Linked DNA regions of Homo sapiens: all the other regions are linked to region 2. The links are chromatin loops, found by intact Hi-C in ENCODE. Cell type or tissue: chondrocyte. All regions are shown on one strand.

Region 1 (5,000 bases), 190 kb after region 2:
ATTTTTAGAAATTACCAAAACAGGACACTAGATGTTCAGTTTCTTAGGAAGTCAGAGCAGATTCTACTTTATCCATCTTTCTGTCTTTCTGCCTGCCTCCTTACCTGCCCAGCTTCCTGCCTGCCTATCTACCTGTTAAACAAGTGAATATTACATCAAAGTAAGTGATGTAATGGTGATATTGAAGCATTCTTAGATGCAAGAGCTTAAGGAAGGACACGCGTCCTTTGATAGCTCATGAAGGTCGAGCCTTTTCTGTTAGTAATATTTATAGAGAGAAGTTAAAGGGTATAAGTAGCTTAAATTTGATGTACACAGATGAGTAAATATGTCTTTGTGACCATTCACACTGCTGATACAAGTATAAATTTATCTTTTCTTCAGTGCAAAATCCTCATACAATGGAAGTTATTCTGTTAGATCTTCTAAGACTGACAGTCTGTGCGATGGTGTCTTGTTTCACTGAAATTGAAACTGATATGGGGCATTGATTTTATACTTTGCGCTGAGCGCTAGACCAGAAATGGGGCGGAGGTGTTTTCCCAACTTTAAGATTCATTAAAATCAGTAGAAAAGTTAATACTGGGAAACGGGGTTAATTTTAAGACTTAGGTTTGGCTTTCTTTGAAAACCACCATCCATTTTATATATGTAATGACTTGGATACAGGATACCCTTTTGACCACATAGAAAAATTTATGGATATAAATGTATCAAAGATACATTCTTTGTGTGGGGTCAGGAAGGCATACTCTAATAACATTGCCATTGCCATTGACCTAAAAGATAAAAAGACTACTGTTACTTTTAGCATTCGTGTTGAGTTGAGAGGGGAAAACTTGGGGGTTGTAAACTTCAGAAGGAAATCTATTCAGCCTCTCAAAATACAAGTTTAGAGTTTTCCTGTTGGAAAAAGGAATACTGTAGTCCTATGTATCAAGTACAATTACTGTAAAGCTCCAGTCTTGACGAAAGAAGTATCCTTTAGACTTGCGTGGGGTGGGGTCTTAGGCACCTGCCTGCCTCTTTTAGCCCCTTTTAATGTTCTGGTATGGACAGATTTCTACAATGATTCTCCACATGTCACTATCTGGACTCTACTGCTTAGATCTCTTGTAATGTGATTTCATTATCCTCCCTAATGATTATTGGGGTTAAACTTTAAAAAGAAACAAATGAACACCCTTGATTTTATTCTTAGATGTGGCCGAATAGCATCGAAGGGTCTATAGATCTCTGTAGAGCAGTCTACAGATAAAAATTGGGTTGTTAGAATTGGAACAAGACATTCACATTCCATGATCCCTTGTCCTGCTGGGTCTATTGGTGGAATCTGAACTTGGGTTCAGAGTAGGCAATTTTTCAAAAGCCCTGTTTCCCAAATGTAAATTCCATCATCATCTTGATCATGATGGGGTTCACTCCTGGGAAAGGGAGTTTTTAAAAAAGAGAGAGAGAGAGAGACTCAGAATTTTGAATAGTTTCTTTGCTAAATTCACCATCTGGAGAGCCTGTGATTGATTAGTTTTGGCCTCACTATTAAGTGTCAATATAATCAATGGGAATTACTAGGCTAGGGTCATTACATAGATAATTTGCCTGCTGTGTAAATAAAAATGAAATTGTTTAAATTTTGTGCAAGAGAAAGTGAAAATAAGGAGTTACGATTTGTTTGTTAGAGAAAGTGGAGGCCATTGGAATGACAGTTTTTGGAAGTGTGGAGCAGTTTGGCTAAGAATAGGAATGAAGGATATTTTTTTCCAGTTTATCATAGCCAGAGTGAGGAAGTGTTATTCCCTCTCTTGCTTGCATACATTGCCAGTAGTGCCTACTTTACGTATGTAAACATCGGGGAAGAGCAGTAGATGTCTGTTACCTGGAGGAGATTTTTTTTTAAGGAAAAACACAATTTACACTTTTTTGTCGTTTCTCTTGGCAGGTAAAACAGAAAGGGGCTCATACTCATCTTATGGGAGAGAATCAAACTTACAGGGTTGCCACCAGGTAAGTGAGAATCTCTGTTGCGGAAGGGTTGAGAGGATTAACCTGGTAAATCAGTTTGTTTTCTAAATTAGATGATGCATTTTAAACTGTGACACCAAAGATGCACCGGCAAGTCAGATGATGGCTCTCTCTTTAAGTAATGAAATAACACAGAGCTTAGAACTAATAAACACCTCATCTTTAGATCGCTGCTGTATCAGAACTACATTCATGGGCTTGTTTTTATTTTTTAATCCATCAGCCGGTACCAGTGGCACTGTTTGCAAACCAGCAATGTCGGTGAAAGTGGTTCTATTAAAAGAGTTTATTTGCAATTAAGAACTTAAGAATTTCTTACGCAGGAAATACTTCGCGGAGTCATGTGTCAGACCCTGGGTTTCGGGTGGCTATTGCCCTAAATTATAGTTTTCATAGGGGCTGTATGATGTTGTGTGAAAACAGGGTTGTATTGAGGGATAAAAATGTCTGTGAAAATATGATTTGTTGTCCCTTTTTGTTTCTGAATTGTTTTTGGCTGGAAGTCAAGGCCAGCAGGCTAACAGCAAAGCCGTCTCAAGGGAAGCATGCGTGAGCTAGAAAAATAAGAGTACTTTAATTAAATAATAAAATGCCAGTGTAATACAAAGGTATAGCATGTGTGTGTTTGTGTCTCTGGGCACTTTGCATTTGTATACTTTAAACTCTCCAGAGAGAGCCTATTTCTAAAAATACTGTCAATAGCTAAAAGTATAAGCTTTGTTTCAAGACAACTGAGTTTTTATAGATGCTTTCTTTTTCAGTTCAGTATCAGTATTAATCATGTATTTAAAATCTTTTTTAAAAATTTATACTTCCTTTTTATAAGTGCATTGGTTTCTTACTTTGGAAAACTCTTGATGGAATTTAATAATCCTCTTTAATATTCAGAGCTCTCTACTGTTTTTATTATTCACGCAAACAAAATGTACTTTTTTTTTTTCAAATGCTGGAAAGGGGATGCTTACTCTCTTGAACTCTCTCACCCTCTGATGTTCTTGATGGGGGAAAAAAATCTATTTTAATTTTATTTTAAACAGCCCATTTAATATACCCCTGAAAAATGTAAGCAAAGTTTTGTTTTTGTAATTAAATCGAGCCTATGAGGAAAGTTTCCTTTACGTACCAGACATAGGAAGGTACGACTTCTGGTGGGTTGGTGTGTTTGTTTTTTCCCTGTATATATTTGCATTTTTAAAGTTTACTCCCTTGGCCCAGCCACCAATTCAGTCATATTCGGCATCTGAAAGATTTGTTGCATTGAGGTGAACAGTGCTTGGTTAAGAGCTCCTGCCGGAGTGCAGTTCATGGCAGTTTGTTTGGAAAGAATTCTGCAGGAAAGAAATTTACAGCCATTCCAGCGCAACGGAAACATCTTTGGAATGTGAGTGCAAATGTTCGGGCTAGATAGCCTGGGCGACAAGCCTCTGAGTGCTGTGTCTCTGGTGTAAAGCTCTCAGTTCCTGCAGAAGACCGTGTTCCTGTGGGTCTGGTTTCTGAGGGTCAAGGCGGAGGTCATTAGAGTTTTGGGGAGAAGAAAGTTGACAACATCCTTCCTTTCTGCAGATGGTCATGGCAGAGGTCTCTGTTTTCGCTGGGCCCCTTTTTCTGGTCATTGAGAGAATAGGCTTCCTCACCCCTGTATCCTTTCTTACTAATAGGAATTGGCGTGATTCCTCACAGACACAAAGATTTCCTCTGCTGAGTAAGCGTGAGGCCCCTTAACTTGTGAAAGCATCATCCAGACCGTGTGAGTCTGTCTGTGTATGTGCAGAACACAGACCCTCCTTTCTCCGTTTGTGGGGAATACTTCCCTCGGGTGAAACTGAAGTTAATTTTTTTTTTTTTCCAAACACAAGGTGAGAAGTGGAAAGGGGCAGAGGGTGGAAGAGAGGTGGATGGATTGGCATGTGATGGCTGAATTTCTGGGCCTTGGGAGGTTCGTTTTGAGGCATTAATGTCCAGGAAAATTCTTTTGTATATAGCACTATGACTGCATATGCTTTTCTTAAAAAGCCTTCGTAATGTAGCCGTGGAGTGTGGAGATTCCTTCATTCTTAATTTGTGCTTCATGGTTGTGAGTCTTGCAAGAGTCTACTATCTCTGTGCTTAGCGTGGTCGCAGCAATCTCCATAAACAGTGTGATTACTTAGGGATAAATAAAAGTGAAATTTTGGAAATTTGCTGACAGAGGGAAAATAGGGACTGAAGATGAAAAATGTACAGAGTATGAATTTCTGCTTTCTGTGAAATTTGAGAATAGAACAGACCATAGTGTGTCTTCCAGTGAATCAGTTTCTCTTGTGCCGTATTGTTATTTGAATCCCTGTCTACAACATCAGCTATGCAAACCAAAGAGAAAGGCAAAATCTCAGTATCTTGGGCTTCAAGTCTAAATAGCAGATCACAGCTGAAATGATTCCCCACTGTGTGACAAGGTGAGTGACTCGTGGAGGGGAGGCTTTTGTTTTCTTCTGTTTACTACATGATTGAGATACGGAATAGGAAACCTTCAGATGGTGTGCCCTAAGGAGCTCCAAAAGCTGCTTTATCGTATTATAACAGTGTATCCTATGGACTTAAAGGGGTGAGCAGTGCTATATGGAAACATGCTTCTTCCAGTCTCAATAGCCTTTTGTTTGGTGTAGAGACAGAGTGGTGGTAAGCAACAGGTAGCAAAGCGCTGTCCTGGAGGAATACATTATTATTGTGAGACGTGTGTTGTTTCAGAAATATATCAAGTTAAAAATAGATATATATTTTAGATTTCTCCTAAGGATTTAACACTAATACTGATGGACATATGACGCTTTTTTAAATGGATATATTTTAGCAGAAGAATGAAAGCCGGCAGGTTCTTTATTAGCAATTAAGTTGTTTTCATTAAAAATAGTAATGAGATATTATTTCATTAATGCATTTCCACCTGAAGTTATCAGAAATAAACATGGTGACTTTTTGAGACTTTTAAAATTGTGTTG
Region 2 (5,000 bases):
ATGGTTCTTGTTTCCCTATAACCATGGCTCTCACATGGCTTAGCTTGCTGGGACCAGGTCTGGCCCACTGACTACAAGATGGGCGTGATCCATCACTCACCATAGGCTACGGTCAATCTCTTCCTCTTCGCTCCTGGGGTCCAATCTGCTGGGGCTGGTGGGGCTGGGGCAAGAAGGAGTCATGTGGCACCCCCATCAAGTTCTACCTTGCTATGAACTGAATGTTTGTGTCTCCTCCAAAATTCAGTTGAAACCCTAATTCCCAATGTGCTAGTATTAGGAGGTGGGGTCTTTGGGAGATAACTAGGGTTAGCTGAGATCATGAAGGGGGAGCCTCCATGATGGCATTAGTGTTCTCATAAGAAGAGGAAGAAAGACCAAAGCTCTCTCTTTCTCCACTATGTGAGAATTCAGTGAGAAGGTAATCATTTGCAAGCCAGGAAGAGAGCCCTCTCCAGAACTTGACCATGACGGCACCCTGATGTCAGACTTTGTAGCCTCCAGGGGTGTGAAAAACAAATGTCTGCTGTTGAAGTCACCCAGTCTGTGGTATTTTGGCCAGCCTGAATTGACTAAGACATACTTCTATATGAGGATTTATGAACAGGTTCCTAGGCAAGGGAGTCTGCAAATTGAAGAGGCATCCCAAAACATGCCTACTACCCCTCCTTTTTTATTTAAGTTTCACAGGACCCTCTTGGTTCTCCTTTTCTTAGGTGCCTCCAATCTTCTAAGTATAACATTCTGTGACAATTCTGTGACAGAATAAGTATTTATTCTCTGATAATTAAGGAAAAACAAAAACAAAAAGAAGACAAAACACCCACATTTGTCCCTGAAATTTAAAATACGAAGGGTTGTTCCCTGGTTTTCTGATTGTAGGGTCAAAAAACGAAGAAGCAACGAGACTAGCAATTGGATACCTTTAGATCCCAAACTTCATCCTATCATTGGTTTCTGGATAGATTATTTATTGCCCTTGAAATTCAGCAGAAGGGGGCTGGGTGCAGTGGCTCACACCTGTAATTCCAGTACTTTGGGAGGCCGAGGTGGGCAGACCACCTGAGGTCAGGGGTTTGAGACCACCCTGATGAACATGGAGAAATCCCATCTCTACTAAAAATACAAAATTAGCCGAGTGGGGTGACGCATGCCTGTAATCCCAGCTACTTGGGAGGCTGAGGCAGGAGAATCGCTTGAACCTGGGAGGTGGAGGTTGCAGTGAGCCAAGATCGTGCCATTGCACTCCAGCCTGGGCAACAAGAGTGAAACTCCATCTCAAAACAAAACAAAACAAACAAACAAAAAAAGAAATTCAGCGGAATGAGGAGTCTTAAAAACCTAAAAGCTAGAAGGGGTTTTATTGGATTATCTAATCTAACCTCTGGATTTTACAGCAAAAGACATTGACATTGGGCCTTAGTTCAAAGAATGACTAGAGGTAGAGCCAGTGGAATTTCTCCTAACCCAACGTTTGTGATCTTTTCATTACATCATCTAAGCAGAACCTGTAGGGGTTAACTCTGAGAATTGGGGATGATGCTTGTGATAATGCAGCAAAAAGTAATGTCTAAATGTAAGATATTATTTTGAGATGAGAACACCGAATGGGGATGGAAGACAGGAATCTTCACCATGTGTGAATGTACAGGAAACAACCAATAAATGCCTTAATTCTTGTTCTGTAAAAACTTACATGTAAGTAAAAGATCGCCGAAATTGATCTGAACTCTGTTACTGCCACAAACTTTTATCAGCAAATGGAGATTAGGATGTTCCCACTGCCAGATGGTATATAGGAATATGGTTGAATGTGGACTGTTATCACAGACTGTCTGGTTTCAAAGGTGGGCTCTGTCACTCAATATAGTTGTGTGACTTAGTTAAGTTTGTACCACTTACAAAACTTCTTCCTTGGGTCAAGCTACTCAATTTTACTTGCTTCTGTTGCCCAATATACAAATTACAGTAGTAATACATACTCCATAGGGTTATTCTTAGGCTTAAAGTAGCCAGTATTTGTGAAGTTATAGGAACACTGTTTAGCATATAGTAAACACATGTGTTATCTGTCATTATTATTACTTGCTTTTCTGTTGCAAAGACTAAAAGCTATTGTTTTGGAGTAGGGAAATTTCCATTTAAAATTCCATTGGCTAGGTTAGCGGTATCAGTTGATTTAGCAAGGAATTAAGAGATGAAAAGGAATTATTTCTTTCGTGGTGGCTTCATCTTTATCTGTATCCACTATAAAATTCGTAAAGTGGGCGTTATTTGCTTTACACAGACCAGAAAACAGGCTACAGAAGGTAACTGCTTGGCCAGAAATGGGTTGAGTCAGTCGTGGCTTATGGCACAAACTACATTTGAGTCTACAAAGCAATAGATGAAGGTCTTCGCCAAGTGAAGACTTTTTGGACTTGGAAAGTTCACACACTTCCAGCGCTCTATAAGAAGATAGGGTGGGGGAGTTGGAGGAGAGGACCCACATCCCTCTTCCAGCCTAGGACCAACTTGGCCCAGAGGCCTTTTCCCATGCCGCCCAAGGCTCGCTGAGAAATCTGGCTCCACACAGTGGGAGAACCCAGGGTCAGGCTTACTGTGAGTGAGGCCGGCCCAGTCTTTCCCGAGCCTTCCTCAGGGAGACCTGGGGGTATCTCACTTCCCTGCGGAAGTCTGTGGAGTTTAATTTGTAAATTTGTGCCGAAACTACACTTTTGTGTCAAAGAGCAAGGACGGCCAAGAAGCGGCAACACGAATAAGAGCGCAGGGAAATGGGGCCTGCGAACGACCTCGGCCTCGGGAACTCCCACAGTGCCGCCCCACGCGCGACGCCTACCCGAGAACAGCCACCCGCCTCCGCTCCCGGAGGAGGCGTGGTCGACCAGCACCGCCATCTTGGCCGCCTCTCTAGGCGCTCTGTTTACCACTCTATGGTCGCCTGCTCCCGCCCCGCCCCTTCCCAGTCATTGTCTGGAGGAGCAGCCGCGGCCGCAGCTCCTTCTCTTTATAAGCCCGCAGTTCCCGGATGTGAATGGATTACAATGTATCTTTCAGGGAAACCTATTATTATCAATGTGACTCCACGGGGGAGTCCATGGTGATGATGATGAGGAGGAGGATGATGATGATGAGACACCTCTAAACTTGGAACAAGTTTAAGACTTTATGAGAGAAGAAAAAAAATCACCAACAAGAATTGTTTGAGGAAAAATTATAACTATCCTGTGTTCATTTTTTTTTTTATAAACAATAAGAAAAAGTTGTTGGATTTTTTTTTAATGATTTCTTTTTTGGGGGAGGGAATTTTGTTGCAGTTTTATGGTGGAAAATGCAAAAACCAGAGCCAGGTGCATAATCTTGTAATCTGTGGATATCCCTGGAGCAGGACTGAGTACCAGTTAAAATACTTTTTGGGGATACACATGTGAGATACTAAGTACTTGCAGAAGATTTTTGTCTCTCTTTTTAAAGTCTCTTTCCTTGGAATATTGTGAGAATATTTGTGGCCATTTAAGGTAACGTTTCAATTTGCCGTCAGAGTAAACTGTTTGTAATTGAATTTAATTTTTAAAATGTCGATCCCGATGTTTTATTAAAACAAAAGGGACAACCTATTAAATAATTGCCAATGGGAAAAAGTGTGTGCATGCATTTTGTGTATGTACTCGCACATCTAGCAATACCAGGATTTGTAGAATGTGTGTTTTTTTTTTCAAACACACGTTAAAATAGCTTATGTTGCATATACCGGATAAAGCACGCTTGTTATTACGAAACGATAGAATTATGAAGCTTAAATTTTATCCTAAAAAGTGATGTGAAAAAGTATGTTTTAAGAGCATGCAGGGCCTATAATGGTAAATGTTGAATTAAAAACTTACAGTGCTGGCGAACAGGGACTTAGCGTGCCTAGGAACTCAAGTGCAAAAACAAAACAACATCCACCCCCAAAAATTGCCCTTTTTTTTTTTCGAAGTTTGCAGTTATACTATTCTGTGACTTAAAAGGGAGGGGAAAGAAAGTATGCAATTCAGATTTCGCCCCCAACGCAAAACTACCGAAACGAAAATCTCCCCAGGAAAATGTGGCTTGATTTATAGACGAAAAAGAAAAATATTGTTCCTCTTGGCAAAGTCTTTTTGCATCACGTGTATTTGCAGCCTAGTATAAACTTGCTTTGCCGTGTGTGGATGTGTGAGTGAGAGGGAACGAGAGTAAGAGAAAGAAAGAAGTGAGGGGATGTAAACTCGAATAAATTTCAAAGTGCCTCCGAGGGATGCAACGGGCAAAAACTGAACTGTTCAGGCTTCAGATTGTAACTGACGATCTGAGGAAAAATGAGGTGCTCGATGAATTTTCGTTTGTATTTTTTGGCGAGGCGGGGGAGGTGTTGAGATTTTTTTTTTTTCCCCTCGGGGTGGGTGCGAGGGGGATGCATCCTAGCCTGCCCGACCCGGAGCAAGTCGCGTCTCCCCGCCGGAGCCCCCCCACCCATTTCTTTGCTGAACTTGCAATTCCGTGCGCCTCGGCGTGTTTCCCCCTCCCCCCTTCCCTCCGTCCCCTCCCCTCCCCGGAGAAGAGAGTTGGTGTTAAGAGTCAGGGATCTTGGCTGTGTGTCTGCGGATCTGTAGTGGCGGCGGCGGCGGCGGCGGCGGGGAGGCAGCAGGCGCGGGAGCGGGCGCAGGAGCAGGCGGCGGCGGTGGCGGCGGCGGTTAGACATGAACGCCGCCTCGGCGCCGGCGGTGCACGGAGAGCCCCTTCTCGCGCGCGGGCGGTAGGTACCGGCGCCTGCGGGGCTCGGCGGGGCGGAGGCGCCCGGCGGCGCGGGGTTCGGGCTCGGCGGCCCCGCACGCGGCTCCGCGCCTCCCGCGCCGCGGGCTCCCGGCGCCCGGCGCTCCCAGAAGAGACACCCCTTCCCCTCCCGCCGCTTCCCTCCCCCTCGCCGCCAGCCCCCCCGCCCCTCCCCTTGATGCCCCCTCGGAGGGACCGAGGACTTT
Region 3 (5,000 bases), 250 kb after region 2:
CAAGCTGGGAGTGCCCAGGTAGAAGGGGAAAAAAGCATGTTCATTTATTCATTCATTCCTTTCTCCGTTTATACTTATTCAAAGAGTATTTTTCATTGCAGCTAAAAACTAGACACACCATGTAACATGGAACATGTCTTTTTCTTCTATGTATTCTTATTTAAATCGTGGAGCTTTTCAACTGAGATTCTTCACGTTTAATGAAATTTGCAGTCTTGTGTCACTTGCGTCACAATTTGTAGGAATAACCTTAGCATTTTAAAGAGTATACCGTGTAGCCTTTTGAGAAAGTCATGCATTTGAAAAATAAAATAACCCACAAAGTGTAACACATGGACTTTTGTCCCTTAAGCTGATTGCCCTTACTCACTTGTCACCACCTTTACGAGAGTGAGGGATATGTTTTAGATACATTTTTTTTTGTCCTATAGAAACCAGACTCACTGCTTTACTTATGCGTATTACTCTGAAATATATTTCCAGTGAATGAATATAGTAGTAAAAGTGGTGTAGCAAGGTAGAAAAAACACTGCACTAGACATAAAAAGACCTTTCAAGTATAACGTCTGACAGCCTCTACTTACACACCCAGTGGCCTTGGTTAGGTCACAAACCTGCTTCTCTGTCTACAAAGCAGGTATAAAATAGTGCCTGCATAATAAGGTGGTGTCAATATACTGATAACAAACCTTTATCAAAGTACTTATTCCATGCCAGAGTACTTATTCCATGTTCTAAGTGGTACACTATTACATCATTTGCATCTATTGAATCATTTATTCCTATAAAAATCCTGTGAGATGGGTACTACTGTTTATTCAAGAGACTTAAAAATGAGACACAGAGAGGTGAAGAAACATGTCTGCGGTCACACATAGTAAGTGGCAGAGCTGGGAGTGAGACCTGGGCAGCCTGTCTCTAAAGTTTCTGTGTTCTTAACCATAGTGCTGTCTATGCTGCCTAGCGTTTCAGACACTCTGTAGACCAAAAAGCTCTCTACAGCAAGGTTGTCATTAAGTTAGCAAGTATTTGACTATCTACAATAAATTAATATTCAGAAATTTCATTTCACTGTAGAGTGATCATCAGTATCTCTGTATAGTCATGTCCTATAACTTTTGCCCAAGCAAATCAGTATGCCAGGCAGTCCAGGGGAGCATCTGTGTAAACAAAGACAGTATAATATAGTGGTTAGAGTATGAAATCTGATCAACTGGGTTTTTAGGGGGCTATGTCACTTCCTAGCTACACAGTTATTTGTAAAATAAGTACTCATTGGGGTTTGAATGCATTTATGTAATATCCTTGAATGTTACATACTATTGTTACACATAATAAAAAGCACTGTCATGCTATTATCAGTAACAAGGTAACTACCTTTCATTTGGCATTTGAGAAACAAATCTAACATGGCAGCCTACTTAGGAGTAGTTAGCAGTAGAATAGAAACTAAGACCAGGGTCTCAGCTATGTTCAAAAGAATTTTACCTAACAGAGGTCACTTGCTTTTTCTGAAATTATGTAATATTGCTTTTTTTTTTTTTTTTTTTTGAGATGGGGTCTTGCTCTGTCACCTAGGTTGGAGTACAGTGGTGCAATCATAGTTCACTGCAGTCTCAAACTCCCAGGCTCAAGCGGTCCTCCCACCTCAGGCTCCTGAGTAGCTGGGTACACAGGTTCACAACCACCACACCTGGCTAATTTTTTTCTTTTTTTTTGGTAGAGACAGGGTCTCCCTGTGTTTCCCAGGCTCTGCAAACCCATCTCTATCAAACCAAGACACGTAGTCAGCCCTTTTAATCATTAGACCTAGTGGTCTGCAAAGTTTGTGTTGGAAATACTTTATCTTCTCTCTTTTGAACTGGTACATCGGCTGTGATGCCCGGAGCTGCTTATACTGTGGTTCCCTTGGCCAATAATTTGTTTATGCCTAAATCAGCCTTGCCTCTAAGTGATAAGGAGATACGTGCTTTTTCTTTTGTTTTGTGTCAGTGGTATTCTCTAATAGGCCGGGAACGGGTCTGCCCAAGTGATGCACAGCCCCTTGGTGGGGCTGGCTATAGATCCCCCCGCAAAACTGAAGGTTAGGCCTAAGATATTAGCTTTGCCTGGCAAGATGAAGATGTGTGGACTAGGTAGACCTGTGTGGCAGTCTGTTTCTTTTATAAAGTAAACAGAGTTCAGTTTGTTTAGGACTGCTTAGGTAGATTTCTTACACTGAGCAGGAATATTTGTACAGATGTTTTAAGGTAAAGTCAAAGAATGGCTAGATTGTAGCCTTTGACGCATTATAATGTATCTTTTCTCAGTGCCCCTGTTGAATTCACAAAAGAAAAGGTATTTTTGATCATCGGCTATGAGAAACTTAAAACACTTTTTTTTATATATAAAGGCTGATTTAGTTAACTCTTCTTGCATTTAAAGAAAAAAACATCTGCTGAAAGTAGGGAGGGGGGAGGTGTGAGCGGAAGCGTGGTCTCCACATTCCACAATGAATGTCTTTTCCCAGCCAATTTTAATTTGCAGAAAAACCAGGCACTGAGTTAGATTCCTCGGGAAAAGTCCCTGTTGGCTGATGAGCCCTGAACTTCTTCCGTGTACACCCTGAACAGGGACTGATGCTTCAGTTCACAGAGATAATTTTTCTCTGGAAAGCCGATAGATCCGATTTAGCCACCCCTCATTTGTAGTCATTGCCACCTTGTGGATTACAAAGGATATTGGTTTTCATCAAACTTCCATTTCGATTTGGCTTTTTATGGCAAGTACACGTTGGCAGTGGATTGCCGTGTTCCTCACCAAAAGGATCCTGGTTTGTTCAGCAACACCTCACTTCTCCACTCACAGTTCATTTATGATTCTGATGAGAGTGTTTTTTCAGGAAACACACATTTCACTTTTTGACCTAGGAGCATCTGTTAGAATTTTTTTTTAATACTACTTTGGCATTCTGAAAGTGTTAATGTCTTTCATATCTGTTTAATGCTATTTAGGGATATTTATGATCACCTCTTGGTTACTCAGGGTAAAGTGTGTCGCAATTTTTTTTAAACAGACAGGAAAGCATTCACATGAGGAAACAGATTGCTTTAAACATGTGCTTCCTGTGACAGTAAAAAGAACAAATTAGATTTAACACTGTGTAATGAATGCATAAATGTGTACATTTAAGCTTTTAAAAGCTTTATGTTCAGTTCTGGTCACAACAAAAATTGAGTCACCTGTAAAAATTAAAGATGCCCAGGGTACTCTCAGACTTTTGAAATGCCCAGCAATTGCAGTCCTCACCTGACGATGCCTCGTTGGAATTATAAAAAGCATGATCTATTAGTGCTGGAGAGAACTAGAACATTACAAGGCACATTCAGAGGTTAAACCAGGTTACAGTCAGATTCCGTACATTTAGCAAATAAATCAGAATTTGTTGTGGGGGGGAGAATACTTCACTCTCATCTTCCTCCCTAAGAATCAATGAAAAAATCAATTTTCGGGAACCCCATATATTCCTCTGTCTTTCATGAAAGAAAAAGAAGGAAACCTGATGTTTACTTACTAGCATTTACTACAATTTAATTATATAAGAAAATGACTCTTTTTCTTATGTAATTCAGTTTGTGTTTTGTATGCTGGCAGGGAGTGAATAGAATCTGAGTTAATATTTCCAGTTAGACTAGAGTGTGGAATTGGAGGGCCTGAATCCTCTCCCCGGAAGAAGAGGCACTCATGGCCATTTCTGTCTGAGCCTGCGGATAGTGCCTCTCCGTCCCCTGTGCTTTCAAAGCTAAGGATTTGTGGCACGCTTGCCATCTCTCTGGCCAAGGAGGGCCAGGAGAGAGTCCCTCGGGGGAGGGCACATAGTTTGAGGACATCTGACTCTCTTCTATCACATACTGAGGTACTAATATCAAAACAGACTGCTTGTCGTCGCACGGTGGGGCAGTGCTTTTTTTGGCTGCCGTGGTCGAAATGAAATGGGCAAGCTGTAGTCCGCTTGGCATCAGAATGGGCTAAGGGAAGCAGGGAAATCAGAGTCAGACTGTGAATGCAAGTCACAGCCAATGGTTAACTTCCTTTTTGTGTGTCACTTGGCAGCAGCGAGACTGATGGTGATTTTTTTTTTTAACATGGGTGAGAGTTCAGTGCCCTAGGAAGAGCCGTAGATGCTGTTATTGTGCTTCCTCATACAGTTGACTTGTGTTGATTTCTTGAGGCCAGTACAGCTGTTCCAAGAGCCAGCTCCAGGAGCTTTGTGTGTATGTACATGGCCATCGGACGTCGGATGAAAAAGGTAAACAGATGAGAGGTGATCCATACAAAATCTCACTGCTGATCACTAGGCAGTCTTAGGGGAATCAGGTTCTGGCATAAGGCAATAATACCAAAGAATAATATATAGTGCACTTGAAGGGATACTCCCTTGTATACAGACACCCAAAGATATTTTTAAATTATCACCACTCCGCACCCCTCATCTCACATACAGGATTCAAATCAATTTTGGACTGTCTGGAAAATGTAGGACTAAAATAGCCAGATTGAATTCAGATAAAATTACCTTCTGCTTTTTTGGGAGGTTGTTGCTTTTTGGTTAGCCACATTATTTTCTTTGAAGATTCATTTGGAAGAGAGTTTGGTAGAATTTCTAGCCTCTCTCAAGATTTTCCTCCCATTTCTCTGTTTGCAAAGAGCTGTTCCCCAAAGGCAAAAAGAGCGAGTTGCCATCTTGAGCGAATTGTATGTTTAGTGAACACCAAATGGTCTCAGAGTTACCCTAAATTTTCATTATATCTGGTTGCTTTCAAATACTATTTATTCCCCTCAAAACTCCTAACCATTTATATAAGATATCAGTAAGATGACCAACTTCTGACAACCCAAAAGCAGGGAAGGAAGCTTAGAAATAGAATACCATTTGTCTGGTAATTAGAGTGTATCTCTTAAGAGTTCGAGAGAATTCTGATTAACCTTTCTGTTCCCACATTCTCACGTAAAATTAGCAC

What was found. A loop is a pair of places that touch in the nucleus more often than their neighbours do. Peaks named below come from ENCODE experiments on the same cell type or tissue, not always from the same donor. Only the 100,000 strongest peaks of a DNase experiment are listed, where the experiment ranks them.
Region 1: it touches region 2 in a loop (4-fold over the local background); 54 of 110 quality-filtered maps call a loop at or near these places.
Region 3: it touches region 2 in a loop (6-fold over the local background); 47 of 110 quality-filtered maps call a loop at or near these places.

The regions. Positions count from the first base shown.
Region 1 is chr18:55,400,458-55,405,457 of GRCh38, reverse strand. TCF4 (transcription factor 4) reads left to right here. Exons shown (of 20, transcript NM_001083962.2): 6 at 1,940-2,004. Among named protein-coding and RNA genes, the nearest start is that of TCF4-AS1, 50 kb to the left of the region's middle. In chondrocyte, no CTCF peak of the experiment used is centred here; no DNase peak of the experiment used is centred here.
Region 2 is chr18:55,587,815-55,592,814 of GRCh38, reverse strand. TCF4 (transcription factor 4) reads left to right here and starts at 4,623. Exons shown (of 20, transcript NM_001083962.2): 1 at 4,623-4,777. It overlaps LOC105372126 (a long non-coding RNA gene), which reads right to left and starts at 2,916. Exons shown (of 3, transcript XR_935479.3): 1 at 2,840-2,916. RefSeq lists an enhancer at 2,809-3,038. In chondrocyte, a CTCF peak has its summit at 2,835; DNase peaks (open chromatin) are centred at 2,914 and 4,684.
Region 3 is chr18:55,337,135-55,342,134 of GRCh38, reverse strand. All of the region lies in intron 8 of TCF4 (transcription factor 4), which reads left to right. Among named protein-coding and RNA genes, the nearest start is that of TCF4-AS1, 110 kb to the left of the region's middle. In chondrocyte, a CTCF peak has its summit at 2,706 (motif pointing left); no DNase peak of the experiment used is centred here.